3 separate regions of the Homo sapiens genome follow, and all the other regions are linked to region 1. A link is a loop called in an ENCODE intact Hi-C map of the cell type or tissue named here. Cell type or tissue: dorsolateral prefrontal cortex. All regions are shown on one strand. Region 1 has its middle 39 kb from the start of LINC01265. Region 2 overlaps OSMR-DT (OSMR divergent transcript). Region 3 overlaps OSMR-DT (OSMR divergent transcript).

Region 1 (8,000 bases):
CCAAGCCAAGCTTGTCTGAACAGACAAAGGGAGGCCTTGTATTTCTTTTATATACACTATCTCCATCCTTCTCTCAGTACAAAATTTGTTCATCTCCAACTCTGTACATCAAACTGTTTGGTGGTGGTTCTTCCTTGCCATACAGAGCCACTAGCCTTTTGTAAGTTCTGGAGATCCTCACTTTCCTCCACTTCTTCCATAAGTAGTCAATTGAAACTTCTCTGACCTTTCAAAATGTGAGATTTTTCCTGTGTTTATCCATTTAATGTTTCTATAACAGAATACCCAAGGTTGGATAATTTATGAAGAAAAGAGGTGTACTTAGCTCCTAGTTCTGCAGGTGGGGAAATACAAGAAGGATGACACCAGTATCTCCTTAACTTCTGGTGAGGGTTTTTGTGTTGGATCAAAATATGGTGGAAGGCCAAAGGAGAAGCCGACAAATGCCAAGAGGCAAAACCCAAGGGGCACCTTGGCTTTATGACAACCCGATATCTTGGAAACATTCCCACAAGAGCTCATTCAGTCTCACAAGAGGGAGAATTTACTACCACCAGAATGGCTCCAAGCCATTCATGAGGGATCTGCCCCATGACCCAAACACCTCCTACTAGGTCTCATCTCCCAGCACCACCATATTGAAGATCAAATTTCAACATGAGTTTCAGTGGAGACAAACTCAAACCATAGCAGTTTCCCATTGGGAGAGCTTGCTCTTTACTTTCTTTTGATGATAGATCAATGGACTGATATTGCAGAAAAGGTTTTGTTTAGTCTTTTTTCAAGACTTCCTGACCCTGAGGTATATGAACTGGGATGCATCGCCAAAAACATTTTGCTGTTCTTTTTGCTTTAAGATATTAAGTGCTTTTTACAATGTAGGTTTATAACATCTTCTCATACATACCCTGCTTGAAGGTTAAAGACAGGGGATGAGTTAGGAAAAAATATTTCTCTTGCTCCTTAGACTGTCTATTCTCTAACATCTACAGTCCATCAGAATGCAATGCTAAATGGCACAGGAGAGCTCAGAGCTGCATAAAGTACAAGGAGCTATCAGCCAGAAGAACAACTGCTGGGAGGACAGATTTTGCACTTCTCCTTGTCATCTTTTCTTGAACCCAATGTCAAGATTATTCCAAGTCACTTTAAAAAATATGGACCAAGATTATGGCAGCCTTGGAAGACCTTATTTTGGACTTTAGCCCCCTGACATTTGATTACTCTATTCATCTAGACCAGTCCTAAAGATTTCATGGGCACCTTAGCCAACTTCAGATCTTTACTGCACAGTTCAGTAAGGACCCCTAGGTCCACTCCAGGTAGGGTGGTGGGAAAAAAAAGATCCTATAGTTGCCCCATAGTGATCCAAGTCTTAAGCCAGATCTCGGATGAATATGGACTACAAGACCATGACCACACCTCACAGCTGCCCATCTCAACTGGCCTAAAGGACACGTGTAGGCTTTTATTCTGTAATGTACAGCATTATTTGAATTTATCATCTGGCCAAAATGTAGGCATATACTGAAAATTAATGTGAGCCCTTCATCACAATTGAGCTAGTATCAACACAGTCATGCAGACGAAAAGGAAAGAAAATGCACTCTAAGAAACAGAGGGACTCTGTCCAAAGTTTGGTTCTGCCCCCTCTCAGGTGTGTGATCCTAAGCAGGTTACTCTCTAAGCAAGAAACTTACCTGCCATGAGGATACATGAGATAATGCAGGTGACACACCTGGTTTGTAGTAGGTATGCTCATCGACTTTAACTATGATTATATCATTGCACAAAACAAGCCTTACATGGTTTTATAGTACATGCAAATGAGCTTCCAGGGAGCATGTTTCTCTAAGCCAATTTTTATTTTTTCCCTTATCATCCAACTCTCCATCCTTTCCCACCCTTTTCTCATTATTACCAATTAGACACAGTTTTCAGCAACAATTTCTTAGCATGTACTTCCTCCCTTGAATAAAATTACAAATTAAGACCTGCCTAAGGTGACCTCTTTGTCCCTAGTTCATCCTCATAAGATTGTTTCCAAATAGCTCTAAGCTAGACTCTCAGAACAGAGAGCCATCTACAGAGAGAGCAAATATCAGCTTAGCTGTAGATTTCCCCAGGAATGCTGGAGGAGGGGTAGAAGATAGTAGAAGATGTTAAACAGGCAGTGAGGAGACTTGGGGGCCAGAGTCCTAGATCCACACTTAGTAGTTGTGTGACCCTGTGCGCACTCACCTCAGTTTATTCCCTGGTAAATTGGAGCTAACAAAGCCTGCTTTGCTTACCTCCTGTGGCCTCTCTCATGGGCTTACTAAAAGGATCCAACATAACAGACTTGCTCCAAATGTAGTAGGGATAGCAATTTGTATGATGTGAGATGATTTTGCACAATCCAGTTTTTATCTACTTTTTAATTCTATATAAAATGATTTATTTGTTCTTATGTGTATTAGGAAAAAATATAACTAGCACATAAAACTCATGATTTTATAGATATAATTGCTCAAAAAGAGGCGTAAGTAAAAATCATGGAACAGCTATAGATGTACGTGTGTTTGTGTGTGTGTGTTTGTGTATAATGTGCAATTGTGACAAAAAAGGAAGGCAGTGTCCTCATAAAATATGGAACTCTACAATAACAGAATAAATAAGATAGCAGTCTGAAGACTTTATGGAGCTAAACAAAAGCATCATTATTACTCTTTTGTAGGCCCTGAGTTTCCTCATCTACAGAATTCAACAAATGGTTAATGACATTTTCTACGTACCAGACACGTTTCTGAATTCTGAAGATACAAAAGTAGGCAAGATAGACAAAGTTCTTCCCTCTAGGAGCTTACATTTAGGTAGAGAAGCATTTTTAAACCCACAAAATAATTGCACAGATCCGACCCGACGATGTACAAAGAAAGCTTTTGAAAGTTATCGAGACTATATCAATGTCTGGTACTGTTGCAGTGAGATGCCAGAGGCAGAAATGAGAACTTGATTTGAGAATATCTAAAAAATGTCTGGCAGAAGGCAGAGAAATGCACTAGTGTGGGCAAATACAAATTGTTTTTGTTTCTATTGGGTTTTCCTTTGGGATAAATTCCTGGAAATTTTTTCTAAACTTGTGCACAGTAAAAGACTTATTCCAAATAACTCCGTTTGGAGATATGTACTCTTCAGAGGTAATGGGAAATGTGAATCGAATGAGCATCATATTAGAATCATGCATTACAATCTTCAAATAATTAATATGGCTTGAATTAATCTAACCATAGAATTACTATTCTAAATCAAATGTTGTTCTGAAATCCAAATATGTGAAGTCCAATTTGTTTTCCTTCATTCCCTAATTTTTAAGTTCTTTCCAAAAGAATTAGCAAATTTCCCTGGACTCACTTTCTCTTTTTAAATCCCCAAAGTCACTTATTTCTTAACTGGTTTTGGTTGCGTTATAACTGCATTTGTTGGATTGTTCCAGCTCGAAAGTTGGCTATTTGACAACATATAAAGGGCCAGCTAATTCTACTTGGGAAATTACTGCTTCAGTGAACTTACTAAATAACACCCTAATGAATTGAAAGAGTTAAAACAAGTTTCTAAACAGCTTCATTTCCAATCAGGGAATAGCTTATGTGCTGGGAGCTTGTGTCAAAACATAAAGAGTTATGAATTCCTAACAAAATAACTGTCCAACAAAGAAGAAAACCAGCAGATGATATATGGAGAGAATGTCATATCCTGGAGCCAAAATGTAAAATGGAAGATGTATTCACCAGGCCTACAGATGAGGCAAGTCTATATAACTTGAGCTTTCAGTCCCTCTGCAAGTGAACAACTGAAGATAATGATCCCGCACCCCTGTGCTGATTGCATCATGAGCTTGCTTGTGTTCTGATGTTTAGCATTGTTACTGGGAGGATGGTACCACCATTTTGCCAAATAACCCAAGTTTAAATATTCATTTTATGTCATAGGTTCCTGCCAATGTGCATAGCAGGTTTATAAATTGTACTTTTGTTTATAGGCTTAGTCTCAAAAGCAAAAAAGCTTAAGGTTTTCTATTTTGATTGAAGTAGAAAACACGTGAAGATATTTGCTCAATCTGGCTACCTGGTATGGCATGCAAGGTTTGTACATTTTAAATGTGGCATAGGAACATAAAATGATATTTAAAAAGTAATCTTCTAGAACTTAGAAACCCTAAGGAATTTTGTCTCTTTTCAGCACATTCTCGTTGGGAGGTCATATACTGACTCTAGTTGTCTTGTTTTTCCTCTAAACATTTGGAACTCCTCTCGCAGAATTGTCTTCAGAGCCTGCAGAGCATTTTTCTGAAAGTCCTACTCTGTGCCAAGTCTTCTTCCTTTGGGGTGGGATGGGGGATGGGAGTCAGTGGAAGACAGTGAATTTAATGATTTCTGGAAAGAGCCAAAAGTCATCCAGAGGCCAAGCTGGTCAATGGCATGAGTATAACCATTTGGGGTTAAAAAAAAAAAAGAAAACAAAAAGACTGTCTATAAAGTGTGGAGCCTGGCCCTGTCGTCCAGCCTGTGAAGTGATGATTTGAAGGCAGTCCTCCAAGAGGCGTTCCCAAGCAGTTTGGCCCATGACTGTCATTCTCTGAATAAATGTATAGAATCTTCAGAAGTGGCTACTTTTGAAGTAGTATTTCAAACACTCATTTTTATATGATCCAGAGTTTGGTTCACAAACCATCATCGTCATACATAGAGAAGAGTCATCATTTGCTGTGGATCTGGAATCAAGATAAAGACTGGTAAACACATTTTCTTGATAACACAGAGAAAAGAAAATAATTTGTTGTGAATGTCTTCATTGTTCTTCCTCCCCCCACCCCAAGCTTGGTTAGGATTCAACCATTGTTTATGCATCTACAGTATATGCCCTAATATAAGGCAATGTCAAATATGAGACACTCCCATTGCCCAAGTAAATGCTCCCCTTCCCGTCACCAAAAATTCTAGGAACATAGCTAAAAATCATGAATCATCTGCTTAAAAATAGTTAATGTATTAATTTAGTTATACACATATTATAAATCATTTTATATATACTTATAAAATTGATGTGTTAATATCGTTTTATATAAGCATATTAACTTTTTATTTTTTTGAGACAGGGTCTCACTCTGTCACCCAGGCTAAAGTGCCACTGCCATGATCATGTGAGACATGATCATGGCTCACAGTAGCCTCAGCCACCCCAGGCTCAAGTGATCCTCCCACCTTAGCCTCCCACATAGCTGGGACTATAGGTGCACACCACCATGCTCAGCTAATTTGTATATTTTTTTGTTGAGATGGAGTCTCACCATGTTGCCCAGACTGGTCTCAAACTCCTGGGCTCGAGAGAACTACCCACCTTGGCCTCCCAAAGTGCTGGCATTACAGGCATGAGCCCCCATGCCCAGTCCCATTTTATATATTATCTTATATTTCACATAAAGATATCTGGTAATTGACATATTTTTCCTCCATCATATCTCAATTTTATCCCAAGCCACAGCATAGTATTAGGACAGTTTTCTCTCATTCTTCCTGAAGTTGCATATTCTGAATGTTTACTATGCAATCACTTACTGTAATACTTCAAAAAAGTGATATTTAAAAGGCTCACTCACATTAACACCCATTCTTGAAAATGTAAGGCCATTCACCCAAATGAAAGAATGATTAAATATTTATCAAAGTTCACAAATCCTACTTATAGACATTCAAATCTAGCATTAATTCAGGGTGTTTCAGGATAATGTGTCTTCCCTGAAAAGAACTGTGTTATTCAAAATTAAATAGTGAAGAAAACATCCTATGATTGGTGCCAATGAAAATAAAATGGTTCCTTCTTTCCAAGAAGAAATTTTGGGACATCAGTACCTGGTATTTGACTGTAAGTAGAGTTACAGATTTGCTCTGTCACCCTAAAAAGATTGAACATCTTTTTTTTTTTTTTTTTTTTTTAAGACAGGATCTCACTGTGTCACCCAGGCTGGAGTGCAGTGGCGTGATCTCGGCTCATTGCAACCTCCACCTCCCAGGCTCAGGCAATTCTCCCACCAATTGAACATCTTTCTGTATTTTCATTTCTGTTGAAAGGGCTAAAACAGATAGCCAACAGAAGTCAGAGTTCACAGGAAGAATTGTGATTAGAAAGACAGTGCTGAATGGACACTGGTCACTCAGAAAGAGGGAGGGTGGAAAGAGGGCTAGGAATAAAAAAACTACTTATTGGGCTGGGCGCGGTGGCTCATGCCTATAATCTCAGCACTTTGGGAGGCCAAGGCAGGTGGATCGCGAGGTCAGGAGATCAAAACCATCTTGGCCAACATGGTGAAACTACGTCTCTACTACAAATACAAAAATTAGCTGGGCATGGTGGCGCATGCCTGTAATCGCAGCTACTCAGGAGGCTGAGGCAGGAGAATTGCTTGAACCAGAGAGTCGGAGGTTGCAGTAAGCCGAGATGGCACCACTACACTCCAGCCTGGTGACAGAACGAGACTCGGTCTAAAAACAAACAAACAAACAAAAAACACTACATATTGGGTACAATGTACAGTATTCAGTTGAGGAGTGCACTAAAGTCTGAGGCTTCATCACTATACAATTCATCCATGTTACCAAAACCCATGTGTACCCCCGAAGGCTATTGAAATAAAAAATATGTATAAAATAGGTAGGTATAGATAGACAGATAGATAGATATAGATAGATAAGTAGACAGACAGCTAGACAAAGACAGTTCTATAAACAGAGAACAGAATAGGTTTGTTTTCTTTTGGCATACAATAGGGAAAAAAACAAAACATAGTACAATTGTTTGCCCCTAGAGATGGGAATCAACATCTCTATGCACTGGATTACAAAGCAAGTACCAAAAAGCTCTGCATTTGTGTGTATGGAAAAAATAATAGAAAATAGCTGAAGGAGAGAGGGAGCAGAGAAGTAAGCCAAAAGGACAGGAATCTATTAATATTTAGTTAAATAATAACGCCCCTTGTACCAGCACATCATCGAGATTTTGGCTTAGGGTTTTTAAAAGATTTTCAGCTTTGGGGTTCTTATAAACTGTCCTGTTTTGATGCTAACCCTCATATAAACTGTCACTATCTTTATCATGGCTAAAGCCAATATTCTCATCCTGACTGGGTCGCCAGATATTGTATGGCCTTGGTGGCTGTTGGCTGTTCTCATGTATTCAAAACGGTTCATGGTGTTGACTCCTTTACAGGGACAGCAGTGTTCCATCTCATGTCAGGCTCCCTGCTGTTGGCAGCAGCTTGCTGGCTTCTACATTAGATTTTGGAGACAAAGAAATAAAGGCATTCTTCTGGAGAATGGGTGAAGAGCCTTAGTTATAAATTTCTCTCCTTCACCTGCTTTGCAGGGTCTCAAAATTATGGCCTTCAAAGTGCCATCCATAGCCTGCTGACTGGTTTAGTAAGCTGAATGAATCAGGGTTCTGCAGAGAAAACAGATTCAATAGAACCAATATACAAAGAGATTCACTGGAAGTTATTGGAACAAAATTATGGAGGCTGAAAAATTCCGTGATCTGCTGTCTGCAAGCTGGAGACCTAGGAGAGCCGGTGGTGTAGTTCAAAAGCCTGAAAGCCTGACAGTTAATGGTGTAGCTTCCAGCCTGCATCTGAAGGACGGAGATCCAAGAGGGCTGGGGGCCAGAGAAGATCGATATCCCAGCTCATACAGTCAAGCAGATACCAAATTTAATCTTCTTCTGTCTTTTTGTTCCATACTCACTGCATTGGATGATGCCCGCCACCCATCCCTTGCCCCAAATTAGAAAGGACCATCTGCTTTACTCGGTCCACCAACTTAAATGTGAATCTCTTCCAGAAACTCCCTCACAGATGCACCCAGAAATAATGGTTAACCACCTATTTGGGTATCTTTGACCCAATCAAGTTGACAAACAAAATTAACCATCACATATACCCTGATCCATAATCATCTGCATTGTGATTT
Region 2 (8,000 bases), 94 kb before region 1:
TCACCCTGTGTACCTCTGTGTCTGTGTGGCCATATTTTTCCCTTCTTATAAAGACACCAATCATTGGATTAGGGCCCACCCCAATCCACCATGACCTCAGCAAAATTTGATTACCTCAGTAAAGATCTGATTTCTAAATAAGGTCACATTCATGGTTACCAGGGGTTAGGATATCTTTTTAGGAGACACAATTTTGAGATTTTGAAATCTATTTTGCCTGAGGATAGTATAGCCACATGAACCTTTTCATGCTTTTCATTTGAATAGTATATATATTTTTCATTCATTTACCTAGAGCATATCTGTGTCTTAAGAATTACAGTGTGTCTCTTGTTAGTTTATAAACTGCATTCTGACTATTGCTGCCTTCTGACTGAATTGTTTAATCCATTAATATCTAATGTAATTATTGATATGTTTGGGTAAGTCTACCATTTTATTATTTGTGTTTTACTTGTCTCCTCTGAGTTTTTTTGCAATTTTTTTTAGTTGTGTGTGTGTATGTGGAGAGTATATATTTGTACTATGTATATAAGTTGACAAATAATAATTGCATTTATTTATGGTGGTGTTTTAGCCTATGTTCTTCATTTCTTGCCTTTACAAATTATTTGAATATTCTAAATTTCATTTACATTTTCTTATTGGCTTTACAGCTATGCATCTTTGCTTTTTTTTTTTTTTTTTGAGACAGGGTCTTATTCTGTTGCCCAGGCTGGAGTGCAGTGACACAATCTTGGCTCAATGCAACCTTGACCTCGTGGGCTCAGGCGATCCTCCCACCTCAGCCTCCCGAGTAGCTGAGACTACAGGTGCATGTGCCACAATGCTCAGCTAATTTTTGTACTTTTTGTAGAGATAGGGTTTTGCTATGTTGCCCATGCTGGTCTTGAACTCCTGGGCTCAAGTAATCCAACTGCCTTGGCCTCCCAAGTGCTAGGATTATAGGCGTGTGCCATCGTACCTGGCATCCACATTTTCTTTTAGTAGCTGAATAGTGATTACAAAATATATCCTTAACTTTTCACATTTAACATGGTAACAGAATAACACTGCTTAAAACATGAAAAATTTGCAAATACACAGGGTCGTCTCCACCCCTTACCCCTCTTTGTGTTATAGTTGTTTTATGAATTATATATACCTATATTATAGATTCCTGTCATGATTTTTGCTTTAAACAGATTTATTTTTAAAATTAAGAGAAACAAGAAAAAATAATCTTTTGCATTCCCCCAGCTACTTTTTTTCCCATTTCCGATGCTCTTTATTCTTCTCTGAGGGTCCACATTTCTATCTGGATTCTTTTTCTTTCAGCCTGAGGAACTTCCACTGGAATTTCTTATAGTGCAGATCTGCTGGCAACAACTTCTCTTAGTTCTCTTTTGTCTGAAATTGTTTTTTATTTTGCCTTCATCTTTGAAGGATATTTTTTGTTGGATTAGGCAGTCTGGGGTGAGAGGCATTTTTTCCTTCAGCACTTTATAGATGTCATTCTACTGTCTTCTGACTTCCATTGTTTCTGATGAGAATTCAGTTCTTAATCAAATTCTGTTCTTCTATATGTAATGATTCATTTTTCTTTTACTGCTTTCAAGGTTTCTTGTTTATCTCTGGCTCAATAGCTTAACTACGATGTGTTTCAATGTGAGCATCTTCATGTTTCTTCTAATTGGTGTTGACAAAGAATCTTGAACCTGTAAATTTCTGTCTTTCAACAAATTCGGAAAACTTTCCTCCATTATTACTTTAAATTTTTTTCTACCTCTTTCTCCTGTGGCTGCCTGTCTGTTGAACCATTTGTGTTATTTAAGAGGTCCCTTGTTCATTTTTAAAAATCTTTTTTCTTTCCTCTTCATCTCCTTAGATAATTTTATTGATTTATTTCCAAGTTCATTTACTCTTTGTTTTGTTTTGTTTTTTGGACATCTCCGTTTGGTTACTAAGTATATCCAATAATTCTAAAACTTCAGATATTATATTTTTTTAGTTCTAGAATTTCCTTTTGGTCCTTTTTTGTTTAAATGTCTTTGATGAATTTTCCTATATTTTATTCATCAAGAGCGTATTTTGCTTTACTGTATCAAGGATGGTTAAAAGAACGGCTTTAACATTATTCTCTGTTGGTTTCAACATCTGGTTCATCTCAGGGTCAGATGTGGTTGGCTTTCTTTTCCCTTGAGAGTTGGCTCCATTTCTTGATACTTCATATGTCAAATTATTTTGGATTGTATCCTGTATATTATGAATGTGAGATTGTGAAGAGTCTGATTTCTGCTATTTTTCTCTAACACGTGTTGATCCCTTTGCTTTCTCAGGCAATTTTCTTGGCTGGGCTTGAAGTGCAAACTCTGTTTCTGTGAGCAGCAGCTCTGGTCTTGATTCGAATCATTTGCTTAGCTGAGCTTCTTTATTCTGTCCCAGGCATGCATAGTTCAGAGATCAGCCTAAGATATGGGCAGACAGAATTTAGGGATCGTTTTTTCTATCTCCTTTCTCTTTCCTTCCAGGATTCTTCTACTTGCTTCGGTAGCAGTTTTTCAGTTTTACTTTTCTGATTCTGCTGACCAGAAAGGCTGAAGGTTTTCCATCAGTGCTCTTGCTACTGGGCTGCCAAATGCCTAATAGACCTCATTAGTCTGACTAAGAGTTGGCAAAATGCAGAACTCCTCACGGTGCTCCTCTTCTTCAAGCATTGACTCCCTGCAAGAGTCAATCTGCTTCTGTTCACACTCCAGTCATGTCAGGTGGTTGTTTTCATATTATTATGAATACATCCAGGGTTTGTCATTGTTTCTAGGAGAAGAGGAGGACAGGCATCCTCTGGGAGGGACTTATTCTGTCGCCACCAGAAGCTGGAAATCCATTTGTCCTGCAGTATTGTTTCTAGGAGTAAAAAGTTAGAAACAACTGAAAATACATCAAGAAAAGAGTGATTAAAGAGACTGTGGGTCATTATTCTCTGAAATACTATGGAACAATTTAAAAGAGTAAAGCCAATCTAACTACTAAAAGAGGTAGATCTCCAGGACATAGACTTAGGCTTAAAAGCAAGTTTCAGAACTGTTTGTATAGCCTGCATAGTGGATGCTGTGATGTGCCTCCTAGGTCTTCTCTTCAGGATCAATGCACATTTCTCCTGCTGCTAGGAGCATTGGCTGCTGAAGGATCACTACAGAGTCCCTCCCTAGGAATTGTCCTCAGCTGAAGGGAGTCATATTTTCTAAATTGTGCATCCTCCTCAGGGCTAGCTCACATTCAATGATTGGTGAATGTGAGGATATAATATTCCAGCCCCCTTGCTTCAATTTGGGTCAACTCTGAAAGCCTATCCTAGTTTTAGTGCCCATGAGATTAGCTGGAACATCCTCTGTATTTTTGTCACAGTTCAACGTGCTCTTCAGCCCAGCTGCTTCCCTCACTCCCCTACAGGTGCTGTTCCATCAGTTCATTTCCCCCCATTCAATCTTCTGCATACGTTTCATTGTTCAGCTCCCACTTATAATTGAGAACATGCAGTATTTGGTTTTCTGTTCCTATGTTAGTTTGCCGAGGATAATGGCTTCCAGCTCCATCCCTGTCCCTGCAAAGGACATGATGTCATTCCTTTTTATGGGTGCATAGTATTCCATGGTGTATATGTACCACATTTTCTTTGTCCAGTCTATCATTGATGGGCGGGGCATTTGGGGGTTATTGGGTTGATATGTGCAGCAAACCACCATGGCATACATTTACGTATGTAACAAACCTGCACATCCTGCACATGTATCCCAGAACTTAAATAAAATAAATTTTGTTACAAAACCTTCTGCATACAGGCCAGGCATGGTGGCTCACACCTGTAATCCTAGCACTTTGGGAGGCTGAGGCGGTTGGATCACCTGAGGTCAGGAGTTTGAGACCAGCCTGGCCAACATTACAAGACCCTAAAAATACAAAAATTAGCTGGGCGTGGTGGCAGGTGCCTATAATCCCAGCTACTCTGGAGGCTGAGGCAGGAGAATCCCTTGAACCCCGGGAGGTGGAGGTTGAATTGAGCCGAGATCGCACCACTTCACTCCAGCCTGGGCGAAAGAGTGAAACTCCGTCTCAAAAAGAAAAAAAAACCTTCTGCACACAAATTTCAATCTCAGAAGCTATTTACTGGGCAACCTGACTTAAGGCAGCTCAAGGCCTTTCAGGTAAACAAACAAATAACTCACAAACAAAACATGCTTCTGTAGGTACTTCTACATATGTAAAAGCATGGGAAAAGTTCCGGAAGAGTACAGGTGAAAACAGTAGCAGTTACCTGTAGTGAGGAAGTAGGAGGGTGGAGGGTAAGCAAGAGATACATTAATTTATGTTTACTGCTTAAATTTGTTATGACTCAAATATATTTATGTATCTTTGTGGAATTGAAAACAAATACAATTATAAAAAATAAAAGATAACCTTCAATCCACATCTTCATCCCAGATCCTTCAAAGCGTGAGCTCTAGGACCATGTACCCAACTGATTAGTGTACACTCCCACTCTGGTGGCCCTCAGAATTTTCACCCTCAAGCATCTCAACACAAACTCAACATCTCCTGCCTCCAGTTTTTTTCACGTATTTTCTCTCTTAGTGAATGAGAACATCACCCACTTAGCTGATTGCACAAACAAGGAATGTCAGAGTCGTTTTGTACTTTTCTTTTCTTTTTTTCCTCACTGCTCCACTTCCAACCCATGTTCAAGTCCTGGTTATTCCATCTTCTCATTATCTCTCAGACTCCTTGATTCTTTTTTTTTTTTTTTTTTAGACGGAGTCTCGCTCTTGTTGCCCAGGCTGGAGTGCAATGGCGCGATCTCAGCTCATTGCAACATCTGCCTCCCAGGTTCAAGTGATTCTCCTGCCTCAGCTTCACAAGTAGCTGGGATTACAGGCATGCGCCACCACATCCAGCTAATTTTTTGTATTTTTAGTACAGAGGGGGCTTCACCATGTTGGCTAGGCTGGTCTCGAACTTCTGACCTCAGGTGATCCACCTGCCTCGGCCTCCCAAAGTACTGCTATCACAGGCATGAGCCACTGTGCCCAGCCAGACTCCTTGAATTCTTTACATCCTTGGTCGTTATCTTATTTTAGGTTAGCATCCACTTTTGATGGGATTATTGTTCCAGAATCTTGACTTTTCTGCTTGTCTTCGGTCTTGCTCCTCTTTAATCCATTCTTCACATTCCAGCAATGACACTTTTTCCAAATCATTAAGCTATTCAAAGCACTCCTCTTTGATGGGGACCTGTTGTCTTCAGGAGATTCTAAAGTTCCCAGCATGGCATGTTAAGACCCTATTCAGCCAGCATTATATGTCCCAGCCACACTGTGCCTCTGACTTACACACTGTTTACTCTTTTACTTGTACACAGCACACTGATTTGTATTTAGGTATTCTCTTAACTCTAGAGCCTTCCTCCATCTGTTCCTTCTGCCGGAATCAATATCTTACCCAACCTATCTATCCATAATTTACCTGGATAACCCTATTAAACCTTTAGGACTCAATTAGGTCTCTTCTTCCCAAGATCAAGGTAGGTGCCCTTCTTCTGTGCAACCAGAGCATCTCGTGCCAATCCCACCAGGCATTCATCACATTGCATTGCTCTTGGCTGGTTGTCTGAGACCCTCCCTGAACTATGAGTTCCTTATTGTTTTACTGTCTCTTTGACCTTTTTATACTCAACATCGAACATGTTGATTTGCCTGACTTAGCAAAGAAAAATACATGACACCCAGTTAAATTTGAATTTCAGATAAACAACAAATAATTTTCTAGAATAAGTATTTCTCATGCAATATTTGGGGGCATACTTACAGTAAAGGTGAATATTTGTTATTTATCTAAAATTCAAATTTAACTGGGTACATTACATCTTATCTGGCAATCCTGCTAACACAGTGCCTGGCAGAAAGTCAGCATTCAGTAAAATGTGTGTATCCCAAATATATCCAAACACTCCAGTCCTCTGGGCTACACATTCCTTTAAAATCCACATATTCGTATATGATGGAGGGGCACAAATTCCTAATGTTTCCAAGGGTTCCCCAGGATAGATGGGTGACTGGGTTTGTGGCAAGAAAAATAAGTTATGTTTCCTTATAACTTCTTGGTCTGAATTCCTGGTTTGAGGTCAGTTTTTCCCTCTTTCTTCCCTCTTGATGCTGGTGTCTTCACTGATTCACTCCAGGCATGAATATTCTTCCTTTCCTTTCCTTCCATCAAAGCTCTGCTGACAAAAGGCCATTGTGCGTAACATACTGTAGTGGAGATTTGGGACCCTGGAAGGTAGCTAGCATAAGGCCACTTCCTGTAGTTGTAGAGATCATTCACCGCTCAATGGCATCTAGCCTAGGGCCCCAATAGGGGTTGGGGCCAAGCCAGGAGCCATGGCACAGGGCTACTTTTGTTTAGAGGAAGTAGTATCTTTTTTCTAATTTGGCCTAAGGTGCTCTTTAGACTGGAATAATCTTCCGCGGGATGGGATGGGAAGGGTAGGCAATTACAATGAGGAGCAGAAAAGAAATCCAAACTGACTAACAGAGAGGAGTGACCTAGACATTGATCCCCTTTTCCCCAACACAAAACATTTCTTACTGACTACCCCCTAATCAGGGATTGGGATGCCACATATTGCCACTTTTCTTCTCTGTCTTTCTGGAAGCCATTCTCCACCTGCCTCGCCTACCCCTCTCCCTGCCACTGCCACTCCCCTGTCCCTTCTCCTCATCATCCTGACCCTGCCAAGCCCTCTGGCTCCTCGGCCAGCCCCCTTCACACATCCGCATTTGCCACCAGTCTCTCATAAAGATCCATTTATCTTTTGCTTTTTCCATATGAAATTGCCTGGATTTTATGCTTGATTAACTTAAAAAATCTAATAAAGTATTTTCTCAAACAAAGAGAAGTTTCTACTTAAGATGAATTCTAACATGTTTTAGGGTCATTGCTCAAACCGCAGCTACCTTTGAAAGTAACCATTCATTTTCCCAGATATGTTGAATGGAAGAACAGTTTATATATCCACAAATGAGGAAAATGTTAAACCAGACCACATACCAATAAATATGTCTTTATTTTAAGGCTGTACTTTCGTAATAAAGACTTTACCAAGCTACTGCCTCTGGGATTTTTGCTTTGTCTTTGCAGTGGGGCTGCAGTTTGCATGGAATCACTCATGTCCTTCCAGTTGCCATTCAACATGTTATATAAAATTTCCATGCTGGGGCTGAGAGGCAGCCTATAGCTGGAAAAGAAGAACTCAATGCCCCACCTTGGCCTCCGGGACAGAGAGCACCGTTTCAGCTAACTAGTCATTTCCAGCAATAGTATTGCTTTATGTTTCAGTTGAACTCTGTAGATTATGTTGTGTTAATGGACTTACTGGAGGGAGTTCAAAAAGAGAGTAAGCATGATGAAAAGAATGAAAAAAAGATACATGGAGAAAGATTAAAGAAATATATTAAAGGCATGTCTATATTAGGAATATATATGTAAGAAATATATAAGGAATTCATGTACATAAAAGCAACGTATATATGAGCTACATCATATCCTTACATGTAGTTGAAGACTGAGAACTCATTCTGTCTCTAAGTAGAAACTGTCTACAAAGAAAGGGTGGGAAGAGTAAAACTGAACTCAGGCCACTGAAATGGGCTGGCTACACTTGGCATTTGAGATTCTTGATAAAGCAAATCTGTAAAATGTTGTCTAAACAAAAAAGAAAGAAAATTTGATTTTGTTTTGAATGGCAGGATTATAGATATATCTTGAAAAAAATGTTTTAAATTTCCATTAACAGTATTTTGATATTTTTAATGGATTAATACTAATAATAGGCTGGCCACTGTAGCTCACACCTGTAATCCCAGTGCTTCGGAAGGCCTTGGCAGAAGGATCTCTTGAGATCAGGAGTTGAAGATGCTGTCTGCACAAAAAAAAATTTTTTTTAATTAGGCAGGTGTAGTGGCGCA
Region 3 (8,000 bases), 67 kb before region 1:
TTCTATTGTTAAATGACTCGTATTTTGGTGGAGCTGAGGGTGCTTGAATCACTTTTCAGTATTATACCTGGCTTATGTTTTTCCATATGTCTAAAAGAAATAAAAAGTAGTTTCCCCACTTCTTAAGCAATTTAGGAATGATCTTAGGGTTAGAGAAAACAAACAGAGGTTAAGTTTGTGAATATTAAAAATTAAACGTTGGGGCTGGGCGTGGTGTCTCACGCTTGTGATCCTAGCTCTTTGGGAGGCTAAGATGGGCGGGTCAGTTGAGGTCAGGAGTTCGAGACCTGCCTGGGCAACATGACGAAACCCTGTCTCTATTAAAAATACAAAAATTAGCCAGGCATGGTTGTGCGCACCTGTAATCCCAGCTACTCGGGTGGCTGAGGCATGAGAATTGCTTGAACCCAGGAGGCAGAGGTTGCAGTGAGCCAAGGTGGCACCACCACACTCCAGCCTCGGTGACAGAGTGAGAATCTGTCTCAAAAAAAAAAAATCAACAAACAAACAAAAACAAAAACAAACCCTGAATGTTAGAAGAGAGCTTGGGGTAATCTGATGATTCTCAGTGTGTGTAAGCAGGACTGTGTTCAAGCCAGCCTGGAGAGGTCGCTGTCTCTCTTTCTCTGCCACAGGATATTACATAGGATGGGTCCTGGTCTTGATTCAACCTCCAAAGCTGAGGGCAATAGATATTAGAACATGCGCAGGACTTGCTAAGAGGCTGGAACCACTTTTGTAACTCATAGAGCACCACACACCTTCACCTACATAGAAAGAAGGCAATAATGGGCCAGGCGTGGTGGCTCACACCTGTAATCCCAGCACTTTGGGAGGCCAAGGTGGGTGGATCACCTGAGGTCAGGAGTTCAAGACCAGCCTGGCCAACATGGAGAAACCCCGTCTCTACAAAAAATGCCAAAAAAAAATTAGCCGGGTGTAGTGGCGAGGGCCTGTAACCCCAGCTACTCAGGAGGCTGAGGCAGGAGAATTGCTTGAACCCGGGAGGTGGAGGTTGCAGTGAGCCGGGATCATGCCATTGCTCTCCAGCCTGAGAAACAAGAGTAAGACTCTGTCTCAAAAAAACAAAGAAACAAACAAATAAACAAAAAAAAAGAAAGAAAAGAAAAGGAAACGAAAAGGAAAAGGTAATAATGATGCTGGAAGGTTAGTGAGGGAGAATTTCTCTGAACACAGAATATTTCCTCCCCTCCTCTTAGTCAATGCAAGTGTATAATGGGAGGGGAGGGGAAGTGAAGGCGCTGGTCAGCAGGGGAGAATACCTCTCAATCTTGCCCACCTACTCCAAAGCAAGTTGCTTGCAGACTGCAGAAGCGCAAGGCTGCTATGGGATCAGAGCTAATTCTTAGGAAAGTTCAGCAGATGTTCCCCAGGATTGGGAGGGCATAAAGCCTGCAAAAATCCAAAGGGGGAAGCTGATGGAACAAGCCTCGATGGTGGGTAAGAGAGAGAGCTAAAGGCAAAACAAATAGCATTTTCACCTGAGGTGGGAGGAATGAGTGTCATTCATGGGGGCAGGAAGGACACCTCAAATGACAGCCGGACTCTGGCTGCCTTGAAAGGAGCCAGGCCCCACCAGTCCAGTCCCACCTTCAGGGACTGGCCAGCCCAGCAGAAAGAGACTGGTGGGTAAACTGTCATGTAGGAGCTAAGGGGGTTTCGGAGAGATGTCCCTGCAAGGAGATCTCCAACAAGCCAACAAAACTGGGAAGATGAAAGAAAAAGCCAGGGTTTGCCATGTAGGTGGCACCAAGACTGTACTGCAGCAGTGCTCCTCAGATAAGACTTTCTGCCTCTTCTCCTCTCTCCATCCCCTTGCCCTGGTTCTGGAGGAGTTCGATGCAGCAGAGGAAGTTGGGGGAGGGTGTCACAGGTGAATAAAGAACCAATCAATACCCTCTGCTCTTCCCTAATGCAAGTATCTGAGTCTGGGTCAGGCCCGAAATGGCAGAGGAGAGGAGCTTTGAAGCACATGAGAAACTGAAGTTTGGGTTTAGAGGAACTAGACTTTGTGATACCTGAAAATAAGACCTGCTTGGGATGTGACAGTAACTAGAAGGGGAAAGGTCTGCCTGAGATACTCTTCAGGTGTGGGGAAGAGAGATCTGATGGAGAAGTCAAACAGAAGTCCACGGATGAGAGAAAAAGAAAAATTAGTTTCAGGAGCTACAAGGCCAGCCCCACAATATTTCATTTACCTGAGCAAAGATTGCAGGGAGAGAGGTCTTTGTATGCCATGATTTTGTGAAATTTTTGGAGGTGTGCAGTCTTGGGACTTGACCTATAAACATACTCTTAATTTCTATAATACTCACCGTCTCTCTTTTTTGCAAGCCTCTGTCTGTGATAACCCTGCCTTATCTATTAATATTTCTGGGTTTAAAGAACTTTTCTTTCCCACTTACCAGACAGAGAATTTGATGGTAAGAACAGTCTAGATAGTCCAGAATGTAAAACTGAGACTTTTAAAGTTAGTTTTCTGTTGAAATACATATTTAGAATTTGTAAAATATAACCAGGAAGGCTTTCTCAGAAAGGCAGATTCAGTTTTTATGCAATTCATACTATTTGATAACTAATGAAACAGTGACTAAGACACCAAACTCAGTCTGGTTCTGCCCCTTTTTAATTGTATGACCTTGAAAAAATTACACAACCTCTCCTCACCATATTTCCTCTTTTTTAGTAATAGTAATAGGTACTTACCTTATAGTCGGGAGGACTAAATGAATGAGTACATGGACGGTGGTAAAGACAGTGTCTGGTAACTCGGTAAGGACTTAGGACTGTTAACTATCATTGTAGACACTGCAGGAACCTAAATCATATCTTCTTGGCCTACACCAGAATAGCCTGTGATAATTCCAATGCACATCTATAGCTTTCTGCCTCTTCCTTCTCTTCCTAAGGGTGTTCTCTGGCAGCAGGAGTAAGCTCAGTTCAAGTATGGGCAGCCAGAGTGCTGGGTGTTAACATCCCAGATGAGACTTTTAATGAATGAGGGATAGGAGGTGGAAGATAAATGCCCCAGATCCCCTACCTTTCATTGAGTGGATTCTGAGCCATGTTCCACCCAATCTCTCAGGGAATCCCCAGTGCGATGCAGTTCCAGTTGCCCATGGCAGTAACCCGTTCATCATGTGTCCTGTATCCGCTTACATCTCCTCAAGGCCTCAGGTCCCCACTCCCTTGTCATGTCTCCTGAGATTGCCTCTCAAATAAGCAACTTAAACCCAACTTAGTGGGGAACCTTGAGGGAACCAAACCTAAGACAGTCCTTTTTTAGGTAAGTCTGCTAAGTTCTTAAAATTCTATTTTATACATTTTTCATATCACCTACAACACATAAGAATTGTGGAATTCACAACTAGAGCTCAAATACTTGTTGATTTTTATTTTTTATTTTTATTTATTTATTTTTTGAGACAGAGTTTCGCTCTGTTGCCTAGGCTGGAGTGCAGTGGTGTAATCTTGGGTCACTACAACCTCCACCTCCTGAGTTCCAGCAATTCTCCTGCCTCAGCCTCCCGAGTAGCTGGGATTACAGGTGCCTGCCAGCAAGCCCGGCTAATTTTTGTATTTTTAGTAGAGGCAGGTTTTCATCATGTTGTTCAGGCTGGTCTTGAACTCCTGAACTCAAATGATCCACCTGCCTTGGCCTCCTAACGTGCTAGGATTACAGGCGTGAGCCACCGCACCTGGCCACTTGTTGATTTTTAAATCTAGATCTCCGTTATTCAGTATCTCTCCCTGCAGCCCCACAAGCTTGTAATTAGAACTGTACCCTCAGAACTTCAGACAGATGCATAGTTATCCTTTTCTTAATATTTCTACTCAAAGCACTCCAGGGCTCTTAAAAGGGTTGCGTTTGCTCATCCTGTGCTCCTAGAGCAAAACCCAGTATCTGGCAATACTAATACTCAAAAAAACTCTACTGCCTTACCAACCAAAGCCTTATTCTTTACATTAAATTGAAAACTAGCTTGTTACAAATTAAACTCCAAATAATGAGAAAGCATCAGCAAACTTTATATATTCTATATTAATATATATTAAATACATCAGTCTAATAATTGTGTTGAGATGGTCTGGACCTGTGCTGTCCAATAAGGTATTAAACACCCATGGCTACTTAGCACTTGTGATATGCTGCAAAAATAAAGTGTACCCAAGATTTTAAAGACTTAGTACCAAAAAAAGAATGTAAGCTATCTTATTGCTAATTTTTTTATATATTACATGCTGAAATATTTTTGACATATTGGGTTAAATAAAATACCTTATTAAAATTTATTTCACTTGTTTGACTCTTTTTAATGTGACTACTAGAAAATATAAAATTACCCATGTGGTTACATTATATTTCTATGGGACAGTGCTGGTCTAGAGAGGTCTCACACCCGTACCTATCAAGGGTTACTCTTCTCAACTGCCTTTCATGCACGGCAGTTTTCTTAGTCAGCCTCTAACTGAACGTTGCATGGCCCATGGGCCTGTCCCAGAGGCTAGATACCTGAAGGCTCGATACTGCCTGCTGCTTGAGGCTGGGCTAGGGGCAACATGCCGTGAGGAAGAGCAAATACAATGAGAGCCCGGGTCCTACCTGTTGGTCTTGTGCACATTTGTCTTGGATCCCAAAGAGGGAGTGAGGTCATTAAAGCCATAATATATCAGTAACAAATCATAAGAATCCAATACCTGTGTCTTTGTTCAAATGCCTCTGCTTTAATTTGGTTGATTGGCTGACTTCTGGCCCGTGGTGTGCCTAAATAGTATAATTTCCTCCTGACTCAATTGAATAATTTGAGAATTTGGAATCCAGAGACATGTGTTTGAGTGCAGGCCATGCATTTTCTAGCCCTTGAGCAAGTTATTTTACCTTCCTAAACCTTGGTTTCCAACTCTGTAAAACAGGGATAATGATACATGACCGTGTATTGCACAGAATTACTACAAGGAGCAAATCAGAGAGTGGGCAGCTTAGACTTATGTGGACTAGACTTTAGGATGAGTTCTTAAAATGATAGTAGTTTAAGAAGCTGCAGAAGATTTGATTTCTGAGTAATTGAAATATCCCAGAGAGCATCCAGTGGCTGATGAACTGTCCTTCTTCCCTTTGCTGACCATCTCAACACAAAGTCCATGGTAGAGTATAGACCAGAATACCTGTTACTGTTGAATGAGCTTAAATAAGTATATATGCGACATATTGGTTAGTAAGAGAACTATCCCTATGGGTTTGTTTGTTTTTATAGCTATGCACACATTTTCATTCTTGAGAACCCCAAGGAACAAAATGTTATTGGCTTCCTCTCCAGAAACAAAGAACAGCTGCATTTTTCTGGGACATTTCCCAAGCTGCTCCTTCTTCTGTGTGTGAAAGATGCTGTTGATCTATCGACCCAACAATGAGGAGAGAGACTGAGTTCCTACCACTCTCCTCCACAAGCACTCGTGCAGAACTGGGTCTGCCACATGGATACTCTAGGGTGTCTTATGACCCCATAGCAATGGTGTTCAGTAAAGGGAGCATTACCTGCACTAGCTTTCCCCAAAACACACAGTGGAGACCATAGAGCCCCAGTGGAGGAAAGACCTGGAACATTCCTCCTTCTACCAGCAGTGGTCTCATTCTGACAATTGATGCCATACAGAGTGTGAAGCTGGTAAAGCCTTGAGAGGTGATTCTCAACCCTGGCTGCCCATTAGAATCTTTTGGACAGGTTTTGAAAATACGCAGTGTCCAGGCCTTCATCCTGATATTCTGATTTCAGTGAATTGGACAGAGTGTTGGCACTTGGAGCTTTATAAAGCTCTCCAGGGTTGAGAATCACTGGTCTAAAATCAGGACTAGAAGCCCTGTCTCTCAATTTCTCATTCAGATAATTGGTGAAAACATGGGCTTCAGACTGAGATATCTTTGTATTTAGAATTCTGACTCATTTGTTAATTAATTCAGTCCTTGAATGAACTATTGAAATTCTCAGTTTCCGTGTTTCTAAAATGGAATAACACTTATCTCAGAGCATTTTAAGAAAAATTAAGCGTCAATACTTATGTCTATTTATTGTAAGCAACTTGAGGATAGGGACCTTCTGGTAATATAAATAACATTTAATTAAATAACTGTGATGTGTCAGACACTATACTAGACACAGCAAGGGCAACAATTATATTATCTCACTTAAGCCTCACAAGACAACTGTATGTGAAATAAAGAACAATTCTGTGAGATGAAGAAAATAAGATGCAGAGAAGTCCACTGTGGATACCCAGGATCTACAGGCTACAGCAAAGCTAGGATTTGGACTTCCATTTTTCTGACTTGAGAGTTCATTATTTTAATTGATGCACTACAATGTCTCTCTAGCCTATGCTAAATGCTGCATCATTAGCCCCTAGCATGATGCCTACCACATGAAAGGTACTTAATAACATGCAACAAATGGATACAAATGAAAAGATGTAAATTAATGAATGAAGTACCCAGGTCATGGTAGACAGGTAACATTAGTTCTCTTCTCTATTGATTAAATCTCCCCATTAGTCTATCAGATAAAAAGGGTTTATTTTAATCAGGGGCAACATCCAATAAGGAAAATTATAACATGCCTTATATTATTGCTGTTGCAAAATGAGAAACTAGACTTGCAGCAGATCAATCCCATTCTTTCACATACTATTAGGCGGGATATGATTTTAACTTGGAGTATGTTGATAGCTCCAGATAAGAAAAGCAAATATTGGGCCGGATGTGGTGGCTCATGCCTGTAATCCCAGCACTTTGGGAGGCCGAGGTGGGGGGATCACTTGATGTCAGGAGTTCGAGACCAGCCTGGCTGATATGGTGAAACCCTGTGTCTACTACAAGCACAAAAATTAGCCGAGCATGGGGGCTTATGCTTGTAATTCCAGCTACTCAGGAGGCTGAGGCAGGAGAATCGCTTGAACCTGGAGACGGACGTTGCAGTGAGCCGAGATCATGCCACTGCACTCCAGTCTGGGACACAGAGCTAGACGCTGTCTCAAAAAAAAAAAAAAGAAAAAGAAAAAGAAAAAAAAAAAAAAAGAAAAGCAAATATTGGTTCATGCCCAGTTTTAAACTCTTGTTAATCTTCCAAATTACTATTTGGATACTAACTGTCAGAATGTTTTATGTATTTCCTACATGGATTCTGAACACAGCTGTGTTAAAACTCTGTGGGCTTATTTTAACACATTAGAGCAGCTTGGAATAGTTGGAAATACACAATAAGTGGAGTCAGCCAGCCTGAGTTCAGGTTTTGGCCATCCACTTACCAGCTGTGAAGCTTTAAGCCCAAGCATCTCAAATGAAGTATTCATGGCCTGGAGGTTTGGGACTTTATGGTGGAAGGTCTCAGAGATTCAGGATAAACAAGATTCATTCATTCATGCATTCACTAAGAAAATATTTATTGAATGTCAGGCATTGTCTTACAAGTGAAATGAATAAGACAGGGAAAATTTCTGTTCTCATGGAGCTTTAGATTCTTCAAAAAGAGACATATAAATAAAATAATTTCAGATACAGATTAATGTTATTTTTTCAAATGATAATAATATAAGACTATTTTAAAAGCCTGATAACATTGATTAATGAATGCTGATAGTTGACAACCAAAGTACACATTTTCCTTTCTAATAGTACTTTGTTTTCAATTAGGTATCTACCATTCCTACACTCTACCTATGGAATGGGTCTGGTTGGCTCATACCAAAGATATTCAACTTCTCATTGGTTTAGGGTGGCCATGTAACCTAAATAGTTTAATCAGGGTAAATCTCAAGACTGGTATTCTGGTGTGTAATGTTGGTATTCAAGTTTTTTTGTTGTTGTTGTTCTGCCTTTCCTCTCAGAACCAGAGGATGAGGATGTAAAACAAAAACTTTTGGAGTCATTTTGCCACCAGGATGAAAATAGGATGAAGCTGACATGACAAAGGTGCAGGTAAATGAAT

Evidence for each region. A loop is a pair of places that touch in the nucleus more often than their neighbours do. Peaks named below come from ENCODE experiments on the same cell type or tissue, not always from the same donor. Only the 100,000 strongest peaks of a DNase experiment are listed, where the experiment ranks them.
Region 2: a loop joins it to region 1, with 1.9 times the contacts of the local background. A loop is called at or near these places in 2 of 110 quality-filtered maps.
Region 3: a loop joins it to region 1, with 9 times the contacts of the local background. A loop is called at or near these places in 4 of 110 quality-filtered maps.

Annotation. Positions count from the first base shown.
Region 1 is chr5:38,677,077-38,685,076 of GRCh38, reverse strand. No RefSeq gene overlaps it. Among named protein-coding and RNA genes, the nearest start is that of LINC01265, 39 kb to the left of the region's middle. In dorsolateral prefrontal cortex, no CTCF peak of the experiment used is centred here; DNase peaks (open chromatin) are centred at 4,556 and 7,270; H3K27ac peaks cover 6,133 bases.
Region 2 is chr5:38,771,006-38,779,005 of GRCh38, reverse strand. The region is part of intron 2 of OSMR-DT (OSMR divergent transcript); the gene reads left to right. Among named protein-coding and RNA genes, the nearest start is that of LINC01265, 55 kb to the right of the region's middle. In dorsolateral prefrontal cortex, no CTCF peak of the experiment used is centred here; no DNase peak of the experiment used is centred here.
Region 3 is chr5:38,743,917-38,751,916 of GRCh38, reverse strand. It overlaps OSMR-DT (OSMR divergent transcript), which reads left to right. Exons shown (of 4, transcript NR_109951.1): 3 at 7,900-7,990. Among named protein-coding and RNA genes, the nearest start is that of LINC01265, 28 kb to the right of the region's middle. In dorsolateral prefrontal cortex, no CTCF peak of the experiment used is centred here; no DNase peak of the experiment used is centred here; H3K4me3 peaks cover 613 bases; H3K27ac peaks cover 2,874 bases.